Linked DNA regions of Mus musculus: region 2 is linked to region 1. The links are chromatin loops, found by intact Hi-C in ENCODE. Cell type or tissue: left cerebral cortex. All regions are shown on one strand. Links, peaks and the distances in the headings refer to the core of each region. The heading gives the core; the rest is flanking DNA.

What was found. A loop is a pair of places that touch in the nucleus more often than their neighbours do. Peaks named below come from ENCODE experiments on the same cell type or tissue, not always from the same donor. Only the 100,000 strongest peaks of a DNase experiment are listed, where the experiment ranks them.
Region 2: a loop joins it to region 1, with 5 times the contacts of the local background. A loop is called at or near these places in 8 of 42 quality-filtered maps.

Annotation. Positions count from the first base shown.
Region 1 is chr13:110,057,186-110,069,644 of GRCm38, forward strand. It overlaps Rab3c (RAB3C, member RAS oncogene family), which reads right to left. Exons shown (of 5, transcript NM_023852.5): 5 at 1-4,817. The coding sequence ends at 4,630. Among named protein-coding and RNA genes, the nearest start is that of Gm32881, 57 kb to the left of the region's middle. In left cerebral cortex, for the core only: a CTCF peak has its summit at 5,713 (motif pointing right); DNase peaks (open chromatin) are centred at 5,367, 5,741 and 6,792.
Region 2 is chr13:110,313,719-110,326,177 of GRCm38, forward strand. No RefSeq gene overlaps it. Among named protein-coding and RNA genes, the nearest start is that of Gapt, 37 kb to the right of the region's middle. In left cerebral cortex, for the core only: a CTCF peak has its summit at 5,220; a DNase peak (open chromatin) is centred at 5,216.

The DNA.
Region 1 (12,459 bases), core at 3,484-8,483:
TACCTTCAGTGTTGGTGGCATGCACTTTCTCTCCACCCTTTCTGTTTTAGAAGTCATGGCCACGGACTAAGCAAATCCAAATGGAGAGTCCATTGCATTGAACTTTTAAGTAAGACGTGGTCACAAATGGTGCACAGCAAAATGCCCCCCTTTCTCTGCACAGAGAAAGTACCAACAGTGGGGATTTTCTCTTTACTGAAAAAGGTGTTTTTGCAAGTGTGTGTTGGGGTGGGCACAAGGGTATGAGTGTGTCTCAACTGTAAATATGTCAGTAAACTGTAATGTCCTTATTAAACCCCAGGGTATAAAACAGGCTTATGCCTGCTCTGATTTCTAGGGGAAAAAATTACATAAAATATAAAGGACTCCAAAGCTTATTTGAATATTCAGCGGTTTAGCATACCAAAGGGGACATCTCCATTCCACTGGCAGACAACGAAAGTGCAGGGAGCATCCACTAACTGGCAGAACTGTGGACACACATTCAGAGCAAGCAGAAAGGACTTCCGGATCGCCTCACATAGCACACAGAGAGTGCACACAAAAGGTGGCCAGGATCGGCATGAAGACTAAAATCTAGATAAAGTCAGTTCCCCAGACAGATGGGTTAGCTGGCAAGCACAGCATAGATAACACAGGATAGCTGATTTGAACATTCCCAAATTACGGTGAAGATTAGCAGCAAACATTAACTTTGCAGGCTAGAATAGTTTTGGTCACATCTTTAAGATCATTCATGTCCCTGTTTTATCACATGTAGCTTCTATCTTGGCTTGGTGAAGCTCGATAGAGTTTGGATACAATTTTTAATACAGTCCCGCAAGTGCCATACAATAACAACAACAGCAACAAAACAAAACAAAACACTAAAGGGCATACTTAGCCCTGTACTAAGATACACAGTAGACAAAGCATGTTAATGAACCACTAAGAACTTCAATACTCTGAAGTTAATGTCACTTAGTGAAAGTTCAGTTAATAGTGGAATGCATTCTACTTTAAAATTATTGTTGTCACAGATGTAACTAAAATTAGAAGCTTAAATTGGCTCCTGGAAAAAAAAATCAATGTGCTGAATAAATGAATTTGTGTAGGAGTGAAGTAAGTATAGTAAACCCAGTTTTATTGAGCACATTGGTGCCTTCCATTTGCAATTTTGTAGAATTTGTATTTCCCATTTATGACCATGATTGAAACATCATTCATTGTACATCATTTGCCAGTACAATCTTCAGCCCTTATTTACCTAGCAGCAAGCAAGACCATACTCTACGTGGCCCCAGGGAGGAACTTCACACATCTCTTGCTCCTTGTAGTCATTAGAAGCTCCTGATGGCAGTAGATGCTGTTTGGAGGGGTTAACACGGGGAGCTGAGCCACCGTTCTAAAGCAGTTCTTCCTGTGAGCCCATAGGTGTGATGCTTATGATTAACTCGCTGTCTTGGGACCGAAGACACCTTGTGAATCTCCCATATCCACTCACACTGTGAAATGGCTATGTAGACGAAACACCTTCCACTTGCATTAAGGATGGAAAGAGACAAACCAACACTAGAGTTCTTGGGAGTGTTTTCCGAAGCAGTTAGGGTTGTTCTAAAAACAATGGATGGGCAGGGGTACCCAGATGACCACAGGGGAGGGCAATGACACACTTAAAATACTAACCTAATTGCATCAGAGACAAGAAATGATGTCTAAGACCTGGGAAGACAAATGTGTAGTTTTTGAACATCTTTTTATATACAAATTTAGCCAGGTTGTTGGTTAGAAGGACCTATTCATACTTATGTTGATGGAAGGAGGGGTAGTATGTATTTGTACATATGTAATGTAGTGGCCAAAGGTTGAAAACATCAGAATTTAAATTATATAGGTCAAGGCTTATAGATGTTCTATTATCTGGTTCCCACTTGCCAAAGTTGATTTTACAACCAAGGTTTCTTGATGACATTAGGGACAGCAACTCTTTTCTCTTCCGGGAGCAACAAGTCTCTCTGGAAATGCTCACTGAATTGTTTGGAATGAAATATAGAATTCCATACCTTTCATTTGGTACAACTGTGTTTCTATGGGAATCTGGAAAATAGGAGGTATGGAATGTTCTGGGACAATGACATTAGGGCTACTGCTGCCCCTCTCTCCACTGACTAGCACATCGTGGTCTTAACTTTGGAATTTTCAACAGAGCATGTATGTGGGCATCTGGCTTCAGTAAATCCTTTTCAACCAGTTCTTCCAAGGAATTTTCAAATGAGTAAACGTGGTTGTTTCCCTTTCTCTCCTACCTGCTCTTGTTTGATAACACACGCATGCCCACATCCTTTTGAAGAAGCCATTCAAAATATCTGAGTGAGGCCTTTTACACTTATTGTAAGCATGCAAGGAAAGAGGCCCAGGTTTCCTGACTTCATTGTTTTGTAGTAGATTGTAAAAATGAGCTTGACAGCCATAGTATTCAATATGGTTGTATTATGGCCCAGGTCATAGAAATAGGATGACATCATATGAATATTATTGCAAAGAAATTCTACTTTATGCCCCTCACTTCTCTCTTTCCCTTTATGTTAATTTCTATGATTCTTGAATTTAGGTGTCATTAAAAATTTAAAAATCACCAGTGTCTTCTTATCTTTGATGAGCCAACACTTGCTCCTCTAGGTGTCAAAGTGGAAACTTACCACTAATTTATAAGTTTGCAACTAAGCACATGAGAAGAAAACATGCACACACTAGCCTGTCAGCAGCCTCGCCCAAGGGAAGGGTGGATCTTTTACACAACTACCAAAAAGGGAAAATGTCTGCCTCACGAAACTGTTCTGTCCTTCAAACTGGTGCCTTCCTAAGATCCTTGCCGCAAAGACTTCTGGAAGGCAGAGAGATTTCTCTTGGCATTTGGCACAGAGGTTAAGAGTTGTTTTTCTATTATTTCTTCTTCTTCTTCTTCTTCTTCTTCTTCTTCTTCTTCTTCTTCTTCTTCTTCTTCTTCTTCTTCTTCTTCTTCTTCTTCTCCTTCTCCTTCTCCTTCTCCTTCTCCTTCTCCTTCTCCTTCTCCTTCTCCTTCTCCTTCTCCTTCTCCTTCTCCTTCTCCTTCTCCTTCTCCTCCTCCTCCTCTTCCTCCTCCTCCTCCTTTTTTTTTAAGCAGGTTTCCCTGTGTAGCCTTTGCTATCCTAGAACTCACTCTGTAGAACATTCTAGCCTGAAACTCAGAGATCTGCCTACCTCTGCCTCCAGAATGCTGGGATCAAGAGTAGGCACCACCACAACCGGGATTTTTGCATATTATTTCTATATGGTCTTCAGAAAACCTAGAAGAGAGGACAGGATATTCAAGGGTCTCACCCCTCTCTTCAACCGCCATGGCTCATCAATTTTCTGGACCGCTCACCTCTATGATCTGTTTATCTTAAGCATGTCTAGAGACTTATGTAACTTTTAGAATTATAAATCCTCTGAAAAATATGGTTATAAAAAATGGTTTTTCCCCCTCAGTCAGGACTCATGGAAAGGTTACCTAATTGCCTCCTAAAGAGGGGGGAAGGCTTAGTTAAAGTGGAGCAGAGAACAGTGGTTGAAATGTTGGCCTACCTTTTATAGGAAGAGGGGCACTAACAAAGTTTCAAGCCAATTTCGAGTTCAGAATTGGTGGGGGTTCCAGAGAGCCATGGTGGTGTTTTGTGGTGTGAGACAAGTCGTTAAGGGATGGAGGTCACTCAGGTCATGGAATGCCACAGCTAGTCACATCCCTTCTGTAGTAGTAATTGCTCTCAAGCACGCAGAGATGAGCAGAATCATGGGCAAGAATCCCGGCAGTCAGGCCTGCAAAGCTCCCTTAGTGTTGATGTGGTTCAAGAAAACTTGCAAGGGCCTGGATTTCATTTTCTTTACTTTTTCTTTATCCCATGATCGAGTTGTATGGTTTGTAGCTACTTTAACTCATTATCTTCCTGCCTCAGCCTCCTGAATGACCCTGTACCCAATCCCTCAATGTTTTTCAAAGTCAACACACCCTTCTGATATTATTAACAAAAGTGCAATATATATATATATATATACATTTCCTACTGGTACACTGCCCAGACCTGTGATGGGGTCTCCAATCAAGAGCAAAAGTCCCACTTTCTTTTTAGACAAAGGCAAAACTAAGTTTCCTGACATCACTCCTTGGTCACAGCACGCACGCGCCCGCGCGCACACACACACACACACACACACACACACACACATGCGCACACACAAAGGGACTCTAGGTTATCATCCATACAAATGAAAAGCATGATATGAATCCGTGGCATGAAAGTTATTTGCAGTAAAATTATAGTCTGTAGTTTCTGCAATAGCTTAATTGAGAAAAAGGTTGCACCCCCCAAAAAGATTATGAAAGACAAATAAATGATAAGTTACATGCAAGTAGCAGGTGTTTATAGATGAATGATCCTTACAAATATAAGAGCAAGTTTGCCACATATTAACACAGGAAATTGCTCACGGTTTGAATGCATATATGGGCCACTGCCATCAAAGACTTCCTTCAAATAATTATTAGGCAGTATAATCGAAGGCTAATAGACCATTTATCAATGCTGCTTCTTGGCTGCTCTGGAGCCCCTTGGAGCTCCTGTGTGGGGGACATTAGCAGCCACAGTTGGGCTGTGGTGGAGGAGGGGTCTCCTTGAGCCTCGTGCTCTGCTTTGCCGCTGTGATGGCTGGGTCGGTCTCCAAGCTCTCTGACATTTTGTCACAAATGATATCTACGAGGCGCTCGAAGGTTTGCTTCACGTTGATGTTATCCTTGGCGCTGGTTTCAAAAAACTCAAACCCTGCAGGAAACACACAGAAACAGGCCCATCATTTCACGTTTCTGAAGTCCAATGGACTCAGTTGCGGTTTTGAATGTCGATGGGGCAAAGGCAGCGGTGGGAGATGGGTGCGATTTCTTAGACCGGAGATGACTGCTGGACAAGAAGCGCTACCCACTGACCAGAGCAGAGAGTTATAAAGAGGGGTTGATGATACTCATTTTATTTGTCTCTACTGATTCATTCATGATGTCTGCAACGGCAGAGAGATTTTCTGAGAGGAAATCAAGAGTTAACAGTAGTAGTATCATTAGGAACCCTCACCAGCCAGTCCTCTCATCCTGACTCCTTGCTCCCGCCTCTGGTGTGCTCATACATCTTTGTTGACTTGGCTGGATTAAGAGCAAAGCATGGGGCGTGTCTGCGACTGCTTTTCCAGGCCCAACTAGATGCTGTGGACTCTGACTTAATCAGTGACTCACCCCCTCGATGACATTATTGCTAGGCAGTGAGGGGTTGGGGCGGGGTTTAGTTGGTGTAAGTCCGTTACTGGAACTTATCCTGTATCCTCGGGTGCTATATTATTCAGGGTTATCCCTTGTTCTGACTCCTGGCCACCTTGGTGTGAATTGTTGTGTTCAGCTTCAAGGCTGACTTTTTGGAGAAAAGTGAGACGCCTTAGACAAAAAACCTGAGGATTTTTTGTCTGGTCGCCGTGTAGTCTTTTAAAGTCTTCTCTAAAACTGACATGACTTCCATTCTTCTCTCATTGCTGTATTATGTCAAAGTTATTAACGTTTTTGAACAAAAGATTTAGAAAAGGTCCTGTGCATATTCTATCAGAAGAGGGACTACGAATTTCCTATTCAATCCTGTTCTTTTTTCCCTGTCCAGTCATGGGACCAAGTAGTATCTAGCAGGACACTAGGTGGCGCTAAAGAATCACAGGAGTTACCGTAGACCTCCTTCAATCTCTGGGTATTTGAACTGAGTGTTAATGCAATAACCCTGCAGTCTTTGTAACGCTGTTTCAGCTTTCTGGTGGGGGCAGATTTCCTTCTCACCAGTACTATTTATGGCAGTAAAGTTTTTGAATAGGAAAGAAAACAATAAATTTTAATTGAGCAGCAAAAATACAAGAAGGTGGGAACCATGGCACAAGGAGGGTGGGCAAACCCCACTTCCAGGATGCGGCTGTCTGGAAGCCATCTCAGAATGCAGCTCTGCACACAATGTTATCATTCCATTGTTCGCATTCCCATTCTACCGGCTGTGCTTGCCTGTCAGTTGCTATGGCAACTGCCCCAATTGGCCAGCCGGAGATTGGTCTGGTCCACCGGGGGGAATGTTGATTTAGGATGTGCTGGGCAGAACACAGAGAGCCTTTTTTAATCCATTCTCAATTTTACACCCTATAAATCCTTCTGGTTACATCTGGCCCTATCTCAGAGGAGACACAAAGATTCAAAATGATTAAATCCAGTGAATGCCTGGCTCCTGGGACCAAAATGAAAAGCACAGTCCACTGCTTCGCATCTATGTCCACATCCCTTTAATAACTAAGAAATACTTGTTTTCTTGAAGGGAATTGAAAGGAAAAAAAATAAATGATTTTCATAAGTTAAAATTTCTAAGTTTTTGACACTACTGTTGATTGGATGATTAAACCCAAGTTACATTTTGACTGCAGCTCTGTTAGGATCCGAGCAACAGCCAGACTCAGGAGACAGATCATTAGCAGATTAAAGTCCTAGGAAACAGTGCAAGGTATTTCAGTCTACCTTTGGCTTCTATTTCTTTTTTTATTGTTTTGTGTCTGCACAGTGATCACGCCGTTCTCTTAGAGTAGAAATTTACCTATAGGCAAGGCCAGGTGGTGTGGACAGTGCTGATTTTTCTAAAGCTGGTGCATTCCCTACAGCTGGATCATTTACGTTCCTGATGGACCCAGGGCAGGGCAGGACAGGCACCCTCTGCTCGATGTCATTGCTTACTCATCAGAGCTCTTTGCTTGCTATTTTCTAGGTGCTAGTGTTTTTGTCCCAGAATTAGTAGGGTTGGGCATCATTCCAGAAGATTCCAAAACCACACCGGAGATGTGAGACCTCTGAATGAAACTTTGGAGGAAAATAATTCTGAAATTTGGGGCAAATCTGGGACAAGTTTCGGTTCTATCATCGTTTCAGCGGGTGCTTCTTTTACATGTGAGCGTCTGGGAAAGGGCAGAACATGAAGCACTGAGCCATTGCTGAAAGATACAGGCTCCCACCCCCCTTTATTAAATGTAACTCCGTTATCTGGTTATGAGGTCACCCTAGGATGATGGTGCGCAAGTTGGGAACAGTAACGTGATCTCTGATCACAGAATCCAAAATGTTCTCAATTTCCATCCCTTTCTGTATGTGATGATTTGTATATGCTCAGACCAGGAAGTGGCACTATTAGAAGGTGTGGCCCTGTTGGAGTAGGTGTGTCACTGTGGGCGTGGGCTAAAAGACCCTCACCCTAGCTGCCTGGAAGTCAGTATTCTGCTAGCAGCCTTCAGATGAAGATGTAGAACTCTCTGCTCCTCCTGCACCATGCCTGCCTGGATGCTGCCATGCTTCCCGCCTTGATGCTAATGTACTGATCCTCTGAACTTGTAAGCCAGCCTCAATCAAATGTTGTCCTTATAAGAGTTGCCTTGGTCATGGTGTCTGTTCACAGTAGTAAAACCCTAAGACACCGTGGGATCCTGGGACTCAGGAGAGAGTGTCTAGGAGCCCTTCACATTATAAGAACACTCTTTCCTCAGCATGGTGAGGAGGCCGTGATATGGTGAGAGTGTGGGGGCTTATTGGCCCAAGTACCTTGGCAGCCCACCGTTAACATGCTAGATTTTAAAAAAATCTTCACTGTTTCTGTATGTTTGTTTGTTTATTTTTTATATATTGTATGTGGTCAGATATGTATGTAATTTGCATGTATGAAACACATATGTGGAGAACAGGATGGTAAGCAAGAGTCTGTTCTTTCCCACCATGTGGGTCTGGGAATTGAACTCAGGGCATGGGGTTTAGCAGCAGGCTCCGTTATGTACTGAGCTACCTTGCTGGTCTGACACACTAGATCTGTCACCATGAGAAAATTATGGCTTCCGCACTCACTTTCATAATTTATGGTGTTTGCTCTGCCTGTCCTATAGCATTATCATGGCTCTCAAGTGGGAAAATGTGGGTGAAGGGGCCAAACAAACTGGGAAGGGCAAGGAGAGCAGCGTCAGTGACCCCACGCTGGCGTTTGTGTAGTCTAGGAGAATATTGAGAGCCCTGGGAACATTTTAACTCACTTTGTCCTTGAGCAAGGGCTATTAATTTGTCTACTTTTCAGATAAGAAAATGAAGGTGGAAAATGGATGAGTGATTTGTTTAAGCCTTCCCATGATTGGCTGGGAAATGGTAGAGACAGAGAGTACCCATTAGCCTTCCCTGCCTTTCTAGGTACCCCGAAGAAGGCAGCTACAGTTTTGTTGCAGTTAATTGATCAGTTCTAGGGTAATGAGTAGTTACTAATTCACACACAATTTCATTAATTTAAATAATTCGAAGGTGACTTACATGGGCTTTAAGAGTGCCAGTGAACCTAACAGTCCAGTTGTTTAACAGCTTAAAAATACACCGTGGGATTACAAAAGCCACATCTCCCTATGAACTAGAGAAGAACAGCTACAAAGCGTTCCGAAAATAAAACTGGTTTTCAGTGACCAGCAGCCTAAATCTATTTATCCTAAAACACAGAGTTCAAAGAGTGGGAGCACAAGGTCAACACTACAGCCTTTAGTATGGTGTCATTGAGTTGTGTAGATCTGGGGGAAATGGGGGTCTATCATGGACTTCTGTCTCCATTTGAATCACAAGGTAAAATTTCTCTGTGAGAAGCCATCCCTGTCCCATCCCTGTGTCCAAGCATGTTTAAAATTGCGGCCTAACTTACAACGACAAATGCAAACACTGGAGTCTTTATTCTTATAGTAACTCCTTGGGCTTTCTGGTTATTACACCCCAGTGTCTTGGTCTTTTTACCTTAGCTACTACCTAATAGGCTTGTTCTCAGAAAACCTTACCTTTACATCCACACACACCATCATCATCAGAAGTCCGGCATCAGTCAAAGAAGCCTGGCAAACAGTCCTACAAAACCCTGGAGATTGTCTCCTGCACACTGCCAAGGATGCTGCTGTTAGTTCATCAGGAGCAAAGAAGCAGACCAAGATGATGTAGCAAGCTGACTGTGGACTCTGACAGGTCCCCCGAGAAGTAGGCTACCGTTTCAGGTCCCCTGAGAAGTAGGCTACTGCTCCTTGCTCTGAACACCTGCCCCTTATGCTGCACGGTCTGTAATTAGTAACTTTAGCATGCATGTGGCTTTATCAGGCAAGTGGTGGACAGGCTTAGTGAAACATGGGTGAGTTCTTAGTCTTTTTTTTTCCTCCCAACTGCTCTCTGGCAGAGGCATCCCTGCTCTGGACTCAGAAGAGTACCTGCCTCAGCCAGCACACCCCTACCTTGGGGTTCTCCAGACCTGACTTAGACAGAACAACTCCTTCCCTTTCTAAAACCAATGATAGGGATGCCCAGACATGGTTTAAATTAAACTATTTGCCTTTGGACAGCTGAAAGAGCAAATGACTATCTGGAAGGACTCTGCTGGTGAGCAGAGACATCACACATCCTGGGCCTTGTGGAGAGTGACACAGGTCTGGCTTGCTGGCGTGGTTCTTTACCCTGTTCCTTAAATGTCCCTGGAACAAAGCACAGAGAAGCCTGGGACCTTTCCAGACTCCTACACACAGGGAAGCAAGCAGGGCCATGAGGCCCAAAGCATGCTGATCACTGAAGGTGGCAGGCTCTAGGCTGCCACTCTGTCATGAGGAGAACTGAAATGTCACAGCGCCCTACTGTGATAATCCTGTGTAAGCCATGACAGGACAGAAGTCTTGAACACTGGTTGGGCTCTCTAACCTTTTAAATTTGAAAGAAAAACCATCACTGTGCCCCCATCCCCCATAACACCCCAAACTGTACTTTAGTGCATCATTTCATCCCTAGCTGTCAATAGCTTACATTCTTGCCACCTTTTCCATTACAAATGGGTTCTTTCTTCATTTGGGTTGCGACTACACAGCTTCCTCCTCAATTTTCCCATGGAATAGGATGAACCAGAGCTGTGGGAGAAAGGCAATCACGATGCCAGGCAGGTGACAGTTGGGCCAGAAGTAAGGACTTCAGAGCAGCAGGACCAACTGTCATTTTAGCTAGTCCCATATTGGGGAGCCAGCCATGAGACAGACTTTAGGAGTGGGAGGAGATGAGAATTTGACCCACTTCCCTGAAGAATGGCCAAGGAAAGCAGCCAGAATTTGGAACAGGAGCCCGGCCCAAGGCTAAAGTTGATATAAATAGACCACAGAGTGGACAGGTCTTTCAGGCTCCCGGTTTCTCTTGTCAGCCAGGCTTAAGCAGATGGCATGATTTAGAACCTATGCAAGGGTCATCTTAAAGTGTTGATGGATGCTAGTCCCCACACAGAAGGTCTTCTCCCTGCCCTTAGACTTACAGACTCTAGTTTAGTCTTCTGATAAGGAAGAGGGTGCCTGAGTTTGCTGGAGGTTGCACGGGGCTACCGGAATTCTCCACTCTCCATTGAGTAAAATTCAAGTCATGTAGTTAGGCATTCATTCCTCAACTCTTAGACTTCCCCTAGCTCTCAGGTCTAACTCCACCTACTCTAGGCCTATCACGCTTGCCCCCTCCACATCTGCTAAATGACCCCAAGGCAGCTCTTCCCATGAGTCTCCCTAAAGAACCCCACCCTGTATCCTCTCTCCCCAGTCAAAATAGCATTTGCTGAGTGTTCCATCTATTCCCAAGACTGTTGAACTTTTAATCAGGATTTTCCCCTGTATTGTCAAAGGCTATGCAGGAAGAGCAACAAAACAGCTTTAGAACTCATGGAATGTGGTCCACCAGTTAGCACAAGCAAGATGGGTGTGCCTCAGAGAGGCAGAGCCCCGAGGACTCCATGTCCTGAGGACTTTGTGCTGCTGTGGAGGTTTGCTCTACTTGTTGCCTTCACATCCCTCTTAATCTAAGCCTTGTATGAAACCTCTAAGGGGGCTTCCAGCCCCTCACTGGGCAGTGTCTGTGGCACTCACAATCACATTGCTGCTGAAGCAGATTAATGATTCAATTATGACTCTGGGAAGGAACTTGGGACTTTAGAGTTTCAGGGATGACCATCGCCCTTAGAAAGAACATTTGGAAAAACAAATTGTTACTGAAGCTAGGTTATGATAGTTTTGTTAGTGGACACAGAAAACCTTAGGGAACAATTTGAAGTTCAGAAAAGCACACTCTTATTAATCGAGCTAGGGACTTTTTGAGGTCAAGGAACAAGAACAATGGCAGTCTAACTAGCATTGGCTGATGTGACTCTTACTGAGGCTCGACTGGTGATCTAGGCGATAATCATTTCTTGTATCCATCCTTGCCCTCAGCTTCCTGTTATGATTTAATAAAAAAAAATGCTGGTGAGTAGATGTGAAATATGAGGATTTAAAGTAGAAATGACTGATTGTTGTTTTTTTTTTTATTTATTTAAAAGCTTAGATTTGTGCTTTTTAAATTTTTTATAATACTGCTTTTTAAGATAAATAAGAAAATAATCGATCATTTCTTTGTAACTTGAAATTGCTGCCTGCCAGTAGGAGAAACCTGCTGAGAAAGTTACCTTGCTTGCTCATGCCTTGTTAATTTGTAACAAGTTGCTTAGTTATGAGTGTCTGTGGGTTCTTGGGAATAATTTTGTTAAGGCCTAGGTAAAATGTTACCTCTGTAAGCCTGCCATTATGTGCCATTACTAATGTCATGAGGAAACCTTCTCATAGCTGTTACTAAGACGTTTTGTGCTTTGGTGTTCTTGAAAGCCATTCACAACAGAAGTCAATTAGAACAGCTTTGTAGAGTTAGCCACAAGAAGCTTGGACCTGAAGCAACCACCAGGTAACACTTCCTGCACCTATGTCTATGCTTTTATGGTTTTTGATTTTATAAGCTGCCTCTGGGTTGGACCCCAACATAAGAGAGACACCTGAGCCAATATAAGAAACTATTTGGGATAAGACTTCCAGTTTGAGTAGGGATAGAGTAAGTTTGAGTCTCCAAGGCCTCCATGGGAACTTCCGCTTGACAGAAAGAGACATGTACATGGGTAGCTGACATTTTGATTGGCAAGTTAGAACATGAATGTTAGGTTAGGTAAGTGTCCTGCCACAGCCGAATACCCCAACCAATTGGCACAGGATAAGTGTACAACAAAGACATGCTCCTAAGAAAATCCTCTATCCTTAAATCCTGGTTGGTTGAGTAACTTGGCACAGGTGTTTGTAGATTTCAGGCTTAAAAGTCCTGTAGAATCTGGACTCAGTGTCACAGTCAGCTCCGGAGTGTGGTCTATAGCCCTGATCGATCAATCCTGGGGTGAATGCTCAATACGTATCCCTGTCTGAGACTGGAGTTCACGTGGCTTGTGAGGCAACTCCTGGATCCCAAGAAATTTGTTTTCTTTACTTGTGCTGTGAAGTGTTTTTTTCATAATCATTCACTAAAGGAAAAATGGAATGTAA
Region 2 (12,459 bases), core at 2,826-7,825, 260 kb after region 1:
GACAACAAAAGGAGATCAAGGGGATACAAATTGGAAAAGAGGAAGTCAAAATATCACTTTTTGCAGATGATATGATAGTATATATAAGTGACCCTAAAAATTCCACCAGAGAACTCCTAAACCTGATAAACAGCTTCGGTGAAGTAGCTGGATATAAAATTAACTCAAACAAGTAAATGGCCTTTCTCTACACAAAGAATAAACAGGCTGAGAAAGAAATTAGGGAAACAACACCCTTCTCAATAGTCACAAATAATATAAAATATCTCGGAGTGGCTCTAACTAAGGAAGTGAAAGATCTGTATGATAAAAACTTCAAGGCTCTGAAGAAAGAAATTAAAGAAGATCTCAGAAGATGGAAAGATCTCCCATGCTCATGGATTGGCAGGATCAACATTGTAAAAATGGCTATCTTGCCAAAAGCAATCTACAGATTCAATGCAATCCCCATCAAAATTCCAACTCAATTCTTCAACGAATTAGAAGGAGCAATTTGCAAATTCATCTGGAATAACAAAAAACCTAGGATAGCAAAAACTCTTCTCAAGGATAAAAGAACCTCTGGTGGAATCACCATGCCTGACCTAAAGCTTTACTACAGAGCAATTGTGGTAAAAACTGCATGGTACTGGTATAGAGACAGACAAGTAGACCAATGGAATAGAATTGAAGACCCAGAAATGAACCCACACACCTATGGTCACTTGATCTTTGACAAGGGAGCTAAAACCATCCAGTGGAAGACAGCATTTTCAACAATTGGTGCTGGCACAACTGGTTGTTATCATGTAGAAGAATGCGAGTCGATCCATACTTATCTCCTTGTACTAAGGTCAAATCTAAATGGATCAAAGAACTTCACATAAAACCAGAGACACTGAAACTTATAGAGGAGAAAGTGGGGAAAAGCCTTGAAGATATGGGCACAGGGGAAAAATTCCTGAACAGAACAGCAATGGCTTGTGCTGTAAGATCGAGAATTGACAAATGGGACCTAATGAAACTCCAAAGTTTCTGCAAGGCAAAAGACACCGTCAATAAGACAAAAAGACCACCAACAGATTGGGAAAGGATCTTTACCTATCCTAAATCAGATAGGGGACTAATATCCAACATATATAAAGAACTCAAGAAGGTGGACTTCAGAAAATCAAATAACCCCATTAAAAAATGGGGCTCAGAACTGAACAAAGAATTCTCACCTGAGGAATACCGAATGGCAGAGAAGCACCTGAAAAAATGTTCAACATCCTTAATCATCAGGGAAATGCAAATCAAAACAACCCTGAGATTCCACCTCACACCAGTCAGAATGGCTAAGATCAAAATTTCAGGTGACAGCAGATGCTGGCGTGGATGTGGAGAAAGAGGAACACTCCTCCATTGTTGGTGGGATTGCAGGCTTGTACAACCACTCTGGAAATCAGTCTGGCGGTTCCTCAGAAAATTGGACATAGTACTACCGGAGGATCCAGCAATACCTCTCCTGGGCATTTATCCAGAAGATGCCCCAACTGGTAAGAAGGACACATGCTCCACTATGTTCATAGCAGCCTTATTTATAATAGCCAGAAGCTGGAAAGAACCCAGATGCCCCTCAACAGAGGAATGGATACAGAAAATGTGGTACATCTACACAATGGAGTACTACTCAGCTATTAAAAAGAATGAATTTATGAAATTCCTAGCCAAATGGATGGACCTGGAGGGCATCATCCTGAGTGAGGTAACACATTCACAAAGGAACTCACACAATATGTACTCACTGATAAGTGGATATTAGCCCAAAACCTAGGATACCCAAGATATAAGATACAATTTCCTAAACACATGAAACTCAAGAAAAATGAAGACTGAAGTGTGGACACTATGCCCCTCCTTAGAAGTGGGAACAAAACACCCTGGGAAGGAGTTACAGAGACAAAGTTTGGAGCTGAGATGAAAGGATGGACCATGTAGAGACTGCCATATCCAGGGATCCACCCCATAATCAGCATCCAAACGCTGACACCATTGCATACACTAGCAAGATTTTATCGAAAGGAACCAGATGTAGCTGTCTCTTGTGAGACTATGCCGGGGCCTAGCAAACACAGAAGTGGATGCTCACAGTCAGCTAATGGATGGATCACAGGGCTCCCAATGGAGGAGCTAGAGAAAGTACCCAAGGAGCTAAAGGGATCTGCAACCCTATAGGTGGATCAACATTATGAACTATCCAGTACCCCGGAGCTCTTGACTCTAGCTGCATATGTATCAAAAGATGGCCTAGTCGGCCATCACTGGAAAGAGAGGCCCATTGGACACACAAACTTTATATGCCCCAGAACAGAGGAACGCCAGGGCCAAAAAGGGGGAGTGGGCAGGTAGGGGAGTGGGGGTGGGTGGGTATGGGGGACTTTTGCTATAGCATTGGAAATGTAAATTAGCTAAATACCTAATAAAAAATGGAAAGAAAAAAAAAAAGAAAGCTCCATGTATAACAGAAAAAAAAAAAAAAAAAGAAAAGAAATATTTTCCCTTACAGAATTCTGGACATATTGTCTTATCAAGAGACATGAGCTAGCAGCAGGTCAAATCCAAAATACAGCATAAATAATACATTTAATTTTTGAATTAATCTGTCTAAGTAATTGGAAAGAAGTTATATGCTAGTGCCATTGTAAATGCTTGCAATCATATTCAGTTTGGGGTGACTAGAGTAGACAGCTAATAAAGAAATTTCTTCATCGTAAACATGAAATGCCATGCTCCTCTTTGGTGACACCTACAAGCTCTAGGGTGTCTTGCAAAGGACGAATATGTACAAACATCAGCCTCACTCCCTAGTAACATAGTACACTTGTTGTCCTCATAGATTCTTGAGCCTTAAAAGGGAAGAGAAAAACATAGATGACTCATAAAGATGAAAAGTTTCAGAATGGGGCCACCCACCCATCTCCAAACTTTTAATCCAGAATCGTTCCTGTCTAAAGGAAACATGGGGACAAAAAATGGAGCAGAGACTGAAGGAAAGGCCATCCAGAGACTGCCACACCTAGGGATCCATCCCATCTGTACACACCAAACACTATTGCTGATGCCAAGAAATGCTTGCTGACAGGAGCCTGATACAGCTCTCCCCTGAGAGACTCTGCCAGCACCTGACCAATACAGATGCAGATACTCACAGCCAACCATTGGACTGAGCCCAGGGACCCCAGTGGAAGAATTGGGGGAAAAACTGAAGGAACTGAAGGAGACTGCAACCCCATAGGAAGAGCAATATCAACTAACTGGACCCCACCCCCACCCCAGAACTCCCAGGGACTAAACCACAAACCAAAGAGTACACATGGTTGGGTCCTTGGCTCCAGCTGCATATATAGCAGAGGATGGCCTTATCTGGCATCAATGGGAAGGGAGGCCTTTGGTCCTGTGGAGGCTTGATGCTCCACCATAGGAGGATGCTAGAACAGTGAGGCAGGAGTGGTTTGGTGATTGGAGGAGTACCCTCTTAGAGGCAAAGAGGAGGGAGGATGGGATAGGGCATTTGTGGAGGGGAGACCAGGAATGGAGACAATATTTGAAATGTAAACAAACAAAATAACCAATTAAAAAAAGAAAGAAGAGTTGCCCCTGCTGTCTTAGGTTTATTCCCCATCCCAAAAGAGACTTAGAGAGCATGGTGAACACAGAGTCTCTGTAAGCAACCACAGCCCTTATGGTAGAAGCGATGGTGCTCAGTCTGCGTTGCAATCCCTGCAAGGATCACATACCAGGTATCCTGCTTCCATATCCTATATTTATACCATGATTAATAACAGTAGCAAAATTATGGTTATAAAGTAGCAACAAAAATAATTTTATGGTTGGGGTCACCACAACACAAAGAACTGTATTAAAGGGTTGCAGCATTAGGAACCATTGGGATACTTTCATCTAGATGAACTGTATCAGAGGCAATGAACACTCTTCAGATAGGCTAGTGAAAAGAGAAGTGGGAAATATGCTAGGAGAGCTTTGGTTGGAGAGAAAGCAATGAGGAATCTTTGATTAACATATTATAAAGGTGGCTGAACTTCATTAAGTGATAATAGAGAAGCATTAGAGGACTGGGGGCAGGGAATCAGAAGGATGTCATGTTAATTATTTTTAAAGGAAGATAATGTGAAGTCTTAAGAAAGAAGGATGGATGGGCTGGAGAGATGACTCACAGGATAAGAGCACTGACTGTTCTTCCAGAGGTCCTGAGTTCAATTCCCAGCAACCACATGGTGACTCATAATAATCTATAATGGGATCTGCTGCTCTGTTGTGGTGTGTCTGAAGCTACAATGTACTTATATACATTATATATATATGTATATATATATATATATGTATATATATATATATATATATGAATGAAGGATGGAAAGGAAAGTTGACATCTAGCGATCTGTGCTCTCAGCCATTCTGGAAGTAGAATGGGGTTTACTGAGAGAAAACACCATCACTGTAAATACTCACTGTAAATACTCAGTGTTGAGGTAGTTCATTAACTCTTCCTTGTTGGGTCTTGGAAATTTTGAGTTGAAAATGTTCCCATGCCCCACATTTATGCCCTATCAGTACCTTCAACAGGTTGCTTGGCTTTTAAACTTCAAAGGATCCAACCCATACGAATTTGACTTCTGCTTTAGAGCAGGAGAGCCAGACAAAACATTATGTTCTATTCTACTCTGCTTCAGAATCTAGAGCACGCAGGCGTCCACAAGGTAGACTACAGAAGTATGGCCCAGGACTCTCAGTGTCAATGGCCATGATGCATTCAGTGTGTCATGGGCTTATCTCAGCCAGCATTACTATTCATCAGATCCTCTATGAGCAGCGATGAGTGCCACTCACACTAAGGAGCACTGTCACCTTTGCCAGTGTGTGATATCCTTCACAAGAGACAGGGGACACGGCAAGTTTGTTTTTAAGCAGAAGACTATCAAGAAAGAAAAATTCAGGAGAGCCATAAAAAGTAAACAGATGAATACAAAAATCACTGTTGGTTTTGCATGGTGCCCTACAGAAAAAAAAAAACCCTCCTTTTATTGAACAGATTGCAGGTGTTTAATATGCCAGTTGTGTAGATGACTGCCAAATATGTGTTTTGGAATGAGTAATCGCTGGATACTTATCTGTAGGTTGGCCGTGCTGGCCAGAACGGTTTAGCATTCTACTTCCATGCTAGAGTCTGGACTTGGAGGGCCTCTAGTGGCTGCTGCCAGCCTCATTAAGAGGAAAGAGAACAACTGCCAACAACTGTCGTGTCATGTGAAGAGTTTTAAACACAGAGTTTAAGCTGAAAAAGTTCTAAGTTGTTGTGTGACAGTTAGGAAGCTTTGGAGTGATAATCTGGTGAGCTAAGCCTGTAATCAGAAAACAGCAGTGTTGTCTCTCTTTGCCTGGTTCTATGCGCTATTGAGTTAGTTCAAGAGGCTCCATGGTAAAAAATAAAAGAGGCAAGCAAATACTCTGTTCCAGGAAATGACATTCACCTGCCTCTCAGCACCCACTTTAGGATGTTGGGTGGATATTCTTCAACGTTGAAGCACACTTAGTCTACTTGGATGCAAACTCCATCTGCTTCTCATTGATCACCCACTTAGAGGGGCTCCATAAAGACAGATACCAAATAACAGTGCAGCTATTGGGCTGGAGAACAAAACGCACCAAGCCTTTTCTGTTTGACTCTTACTGGAGACTTTTTACTTTGGACAAGAGAGGGAGACTGGAGGTGTGTTCTGCTGAGAGGTACTCCAGCCAGAAGTACTGATCTATCTGAGTCTGCCTGGAAACCTCCAGAATGAAGCTGTGCATTGAGAGAGACCTTGCCTGTTTGGTTTTGTACTGTGCCTCCTATGTCTCATACACTAAAGGTTTTCAATGCATTTTTGTTCCCAATTAGGTAATGAAAAAAAAATTTAAAGTAAGCTCGTTGTTTCCTGGAGTTAGCTGCTCTTCCCCACGTCGTGGAATGGTGCTTCTAAAACGTTCTTTTGCGTTTAGCTGTTATCACATGACAGTGAACCAAGATGAGCCTTTGGGCAAGTGAGATTAGAAACATCCGTAAATAATAAAAGTGGGAACATTTCCAATATCCTGAGAATTATAGTTTCCTAGGTATGCTATGAAAGAGGCTGAATACCCAAGTCCCCTCCCCTCCCTTCTAAATTCATGTCCTCTTATTCATGCTACACACACACACACACACACACACACACACACACACACATACGTGCAATCTGCTGAGTCCATTTAATGTTGAGATCATGCATGTGTGTTTAAGGCTAAGCAGTTGGGGTTTGATAAACTGTCGTGGGGTTCCTCTCTTGAGAAGATTGCTCTCTCTCTCTCTCCCTCTCTCTCTCAGAAGTCATTAATTCGCCTGTAGCTCCCCCCATCCATGTTGCCATGACAACTGATATTGTCATTCTTCAGGTCTTGTTCAGACAATGATATATTTTAGGTTTCTGATCTATAGCTTTCCCATTATGTATAGAAGACACTATTTTGCAGCAGATACCCCAGTCTTTGGGCTTTTATAATTTTCTGTCTCCTCTTCAGTAATGTTCTCTGAGTCTTAGGTGTAGGGGTTGCATTATAGATTCATCAGTTAGTGTTGGACGTACCACAGTCTGTTGTCCTGTGCATTTAGACACATTGTAGGTTTCTATAACAGTCTCCATCGGCTGCCGAGAGAAGCTTCTTTAATTAGGGGCCTTAAGTACACTCATCTGTGGTTGTAAGGATGCGCTTTTAGAATGCAATCATAAATATAATTGTTATAATTATAATTTGTTCACAGAAATTATATCTGTTTAGGAAAGTGGCAGTAGGGTGCTGTCTTCCAGGGGCTGTGATCTTATCAGCCAAATGTAATTGGCTAGGTTATAATACCAGGCATGAATTCTCTATTAATCACAATTACATTTAGACAATTACCTTAATTATAAATTGGACAATTGTTGGTTGCCCCTTGTATATAAGTACCAGTATTGTATGACAGGGATATCTTGCCATGCTAGTTATTGTTGTGGTTCATGGGCTTTACAGCTGAGCAAAACTATTGATTGCTTTTCTCCCATTTCTACTGCTGCTAATTGCAGAAGAGTATGTCATATCACCTGGAGCTTGTGAGCTTTCTGATGTGGGTCCTGGGAGGTGAACTTTGGGCCCTCTGCAAAAGTAGTGAAGACTCTTAATTGCTGAAGCATCTTTCAAATGCCCAACTTGAAATTTGGCTATGAACAAACATCTCCTCTATTGTTTATATCTGGAAGACCTCTGTCTTCTAGAGACTTAATTAAAGATCTGAGATGTGTTCTGTTTAGCATTTTGCTAGGAGCCAAATAATGATTTTTTGAAAGCAATGAAAAGACAGTTTAGATATGTAGGAAACAAACCTTACTTCTCTTACAAGTAGTCACTGTACTCCAACCTGGCAAAAGCCAATGAGAGAAATAAATAAATATAAGTTAGACGTGGGATCCAGGAAATGATGGCTTCAACCCAAGAAAACCATCAGAAATGTTCCCACTCACAGCAGGTGCCAGGATCAATTAGTCTAGTTGGGAGCAAGAACTGGATGATGTCCGATGAGGAGAAATGGACGCGGAACAAAAATAAAAATGAAAAATGGCAATTTCAGGATAATTAAAGGATAAACAACAAAAAGAAAGTGTACCCATGAAATAACACAGTAGTATAATAAAATAAATTCTTTACATTACTATTCAATCTATATACATAGTACAGAATACTGTGCTTACAAAATAAAATGTAAAGGTTGAAATGTAAAAGGCAATTGGACTGTACTAGAAGAGAGAGAGGGTTCAGGTCAGGGTTCAGTGTATGAGGACAGTTTAGACTGTGTGAAGGTACCCAGGTATCAACACAATGGGGGCTGAGAACCAACACCTGGGAGACCAGACAGGTTTGCTCTGCAAACAGGAGCTGCTGGTCATGTGATCCTTTTAAGAACATCTGTTTCTAATTTACCCAAAAATGCTGTGTGTGCTCATAGCTGGTCCTAGGTAGGAGTGACAATGCGACACTTTAGGAAGGTAGAGAAGTACACTTGATTGGTGAAACATAAAGTGTGAAAGCACGCTGTTCAAGCTGACAAGTAGCCAGTAGAAAACACATCTAATTGTGGAGGGAAGCGAAATGGAGATTATGGTTGTTAGTCCAACTGAAGTAGCACCTTATCTGTTATATTAATGACCAATAACTCATGCCATAACCATATTGAAGGGACAAGTGGCAATATCTATGAAATATGTAAAAATGTAAGTCACCACTGTAAGAAAGGGAAACGGGGGCCGGGCAGTGGTGATGCCTGCCTTTAATCCCAGCACTTGGGAGACAGAGGCAGGCTGATTTTTGAGTTCCAGGCCAGCCTGGTCTATAGAGTGAGTCCAAGACAACCAGGGCTAAACAGAGAAACCCTGTCTTGAGAAAGAAAAAGGAAAAGAAAGGAAAGGGGCTGGACACATTCAGGACTGATTATTTCTGTTCTTGTTGGTTGTTGATGGTATTGTTATTGTCGTCGTTGTTGTTCTGTGATGTTTTCAGTGTAAGCTGTTTTATATAAGCTAACTTTTAAGGTACCTTGATTTCTTTTTAATTTTCATAAACAGACATTTTGCAGCATTACAACACATACTTTTAAACCTATCCATGTCCTCTGCCAGAAACTCTGTGTCTCTTTAGTGCTGCCTTTTTAGTCTAGAAAGTCTATAAGAGATTAGATGATGTAGAAGGGAATAGAACAGGATCCCGTCTTAGCCCACAAATTTATAGCAGGAAATTACATGGAACCAGGAGGCCTTTAGCACCAGAGGAACTTTTGCAAGAAAGAATAGTTCTAAAGAGAAGCACAGCAAAGAACTTGGATGAAAAATGACAGGAAATTAGTTTTTTTTTAACCATGTGATTATTCATACTTAAGAACTATTGATTCCTTTTCCTCTGTGACAGGCACTATGGTGCTAAATAATTGATAGAGATGACTCCCATGTTTTAGGAACTTCATTGGATTGTAAGAGTTCAAGGGCAGGGAATCTCTGATGGAACAAATTAGCATCGTGTTAATACTTAAAATAAGGGAGGTATTGGGACGAGGTGTTCGTGTAATGCTTAAGTATCTCAACAGACATAAAAGTCCACTTCTTTGCAATGGCCACATTATATTTGAGATCTTGGGAAAATAACTGTCAAAACAATCATTTTGAAAATGTACACCTGAAGAATAATAGACAGTTAAGGCTTACATGGCTGTAATATATATTGAAATGCTGAATAGTTTCTCTAAACCAAACATGATACAAAATGTCCTCATCTGAAGTATATAAACTGAAGTGGCTGAACCAAATATGTCTACATATGATGGTTAGTCCTTGTATATAGTCAATTTTCCATAACCTTGAGTCATTTGTGGAAGAGTCTCCATGAGAAATTGTTAGGATTGGGCACCCCAATGATGTTTTCTGTTTTTTTTTATTAGATATTTTCTTCATCTACATTTCAAATGCAATCCCCAAAGCTCCCGATACCGTCCCCAACCCACCCACTCCTGCTTCCTGGCCCTGGCATTCCCCTGTACTGGGGCATATGATTGTAGCAAGAGCAAGGGCCTCTCCTCCCATTGATGGCCAACTAGGCCATCCTCTGCTACATATGCAACTACAGAAACAGCTCTGGGTGGGGTACTGGTTAGTTCATATTGTTGTTCCACCTATAGGGTTGCAGACCCCTTTAGCTCCTTGGGTACTTTCTCTAGCTCCTTCATTAGGGGCCCTGTGTTCCATCCAATAGATGACTGTGAGCATCCAGTTCTGTATTTGCCAGGCACTGGCATAGCCTCACAAGAGAGAGCTATATCAGGGTCCCGTATGCAAAATTTTTCTGGCATATGCAATAGTGTCTGGGTTTGGTGGATGATTATGGGATGGATCTCTAGGTGGGGCAGTCTTTGTATGGTCCTTTCTTCCGTCTCGGCTCCAAACTTTGTCTCTGTAACACCTCCCATGCGTATTTTGCTCCCCATTCTAAGAAGGAACGAAGTATTCACACTTTGGTCTTCCTTCTGAGTTTCATGTGTTTTGCAAATTGTATCTTGGGTTTTCTAGGCTTCTGGGCTAATATCCACTTATCAGTGAGTGCATATCAAGTGACTTCTTTTGTGATTGGGTTACCTCACTCAGGATGATATCCTCCAGGTACATCCATTTGCCTAAGAATTTCATAAATTCATTGTTTTTAATAGCTGAGTAGTATTCCATTGTGTAAATTTACCACATTTTCTGTATCCATTCCTCTGTTGAGGGGCATTTGGGTTCTTTCCAGCTTCTGACTATTACAAATAAGGCTGCTATGAACATAGTGGAGCATGTGTCCTTATTACAAGTTGGAACTTCTTCTGGGAGATGTTTTCTTGACTGAGTTAACTAATATGGGAGGATACACCCTGAATGTAGGCAGTATCATTTCAAAGCTGGGTGTTAGAATAAGGGAAAGGGGAGACCAGCTGAGCACTTGCAAGCATGCATTTATTCTCTGTCTGTACTTGACTGTGGCAGCTGTGACAGCTACTTCAAGTTCCCACTGCCTTGACTTTTCTACAATAAATTGTACTCTGGGATTGTAAATTAAAATGAACTCTTTATCCTCCCCCCAAATTGCCTTTGTCGCAGCAACAGAAAGAAGGCCAAGACATAATTCATCCAGCCATGCCCAAGAGAAAGCAGACTACTGGGTTGCCTTCTAGTTTTAGACTCTGAGGCTCCACATACCACATACTGCAATCATATGAAGCAAAGCCTAATTTTTAAGGGATATAATTAAGCATTTATTAGAGAAAACTAGTAAGCAGTACACGTCATGCAGTCGGGTAAACTTTGTGTTCTAATCTATATGCTTCAATCACACTTAACACACACCTGCACATTCAAGTGCATCTCACGCACACACTATTTCAATATATATTTTTTAATGGGAAATGTTATTTTCATACAATATATTCTGATCACAATTTTCCCTACTCCAATTCTTTTGAGATCTTCCCCATTGTCCCACCCTCCTAGCTCTGTGCCTGCCCTTTTTTTCCTCTCTGTCTCTGTCTTTAGGAAACAAACAGGAAAAAAAAACAAGCAAAAAGAAAGATTAAGAAACTACAATTTTCACCTGCAAACAAAACTCACAAAAACACAAAGTCAGAAATTATAATATACAAGCAAAAGACTGGTAACACATACAAATACACACACACACACACACACACACACACACACACACCAATCAAAGCAATGTAAAAAGTTAGTTTACAAAACCACCACTGAGTTCATTTTGTGTTGGCCGTATACTGCTAGGCACAGGGCCAGCCATCCACAGACAAATATTAGCATTGCTTGCTTCATTTCACAGTTTCCACCAATAAAATTTGTCATGGCTATAAAGTAACACATTTTCAATATGTGTGACCCTTGAAAATACTAAAGGTAACATTTTGAGTAGAAAAAAAAAATGTATCCAGAATACAGCTCCCTAATAAAACCAGAATCCACATCATAAAGGCTTAATAGGAACATGGCGAGCTTTCTCAGATATGTAACCTGTAAGCCAGCCTCAATGAAATGTTGTCCCTTAGAAGAGATGACTTTGTCATGGTGTCTGTTCACAGCAGTAAAACCCAAACTAAGTCACCCTCCCACTCTGGCACTTAAAGTCTCTGCGAGGCCGGGTGCTTCCTCTCCCACTGAGGCCAGGCCAGGCAACGCAGTTGGTAGAACACATCCCGTGTTTAGGCAACAGCTTTTGGGATAGCCCATGTTGCGGTTGTTTGGGCCCCACCTGAAGGTCAAGCTGTACATCTGCTACATATGAGCAGGGAGGGTGATGCCACCATTTTGTTTCAGAGAGATGCAGAAGACTCAAACCTCCAACCCAGCTGAACTATGAAACTCTTTGGTTCTGGGAGAGAACACACAAGCTCAGCTATGCATGTTTAAGAGTGACTAAACAAGCTTCTTTTAAGGAAATTCATGTGGAGCAGTCGTTCAGTTCTGTCTTCATGTGGGTTCCCTAACAATTAGAGCAGGGTCTGTCGCTGACTCTGTTGTCTGACATTGGATCCCCTTCCCCTAGCAGGACTGCCTGGTTGGGCCTCAGTGGAAAAGGATACGCTTAGCTTAGTCCTGCTGTAACTTGATGTCCAGGGCAAGGTGGTCCTCAAGTGGGGCTTCTCCTTCTCCTCAGAAAAGGGAAGGGAGTAATGGAGGAAGGGATTTGTGTGGATGGGACTGGGAGGAGAGGAAGGAAGGGCAACTGTGACCAGATATAAAGTGATTAAAGGGGGTGGGGGGAGAGAACAGAAATGCCAACTGGGAATCGCTAGTGTTTTCTAAAATTTCCATTAGAAGACTTCCTCTTAAGGGTTTGGCACTA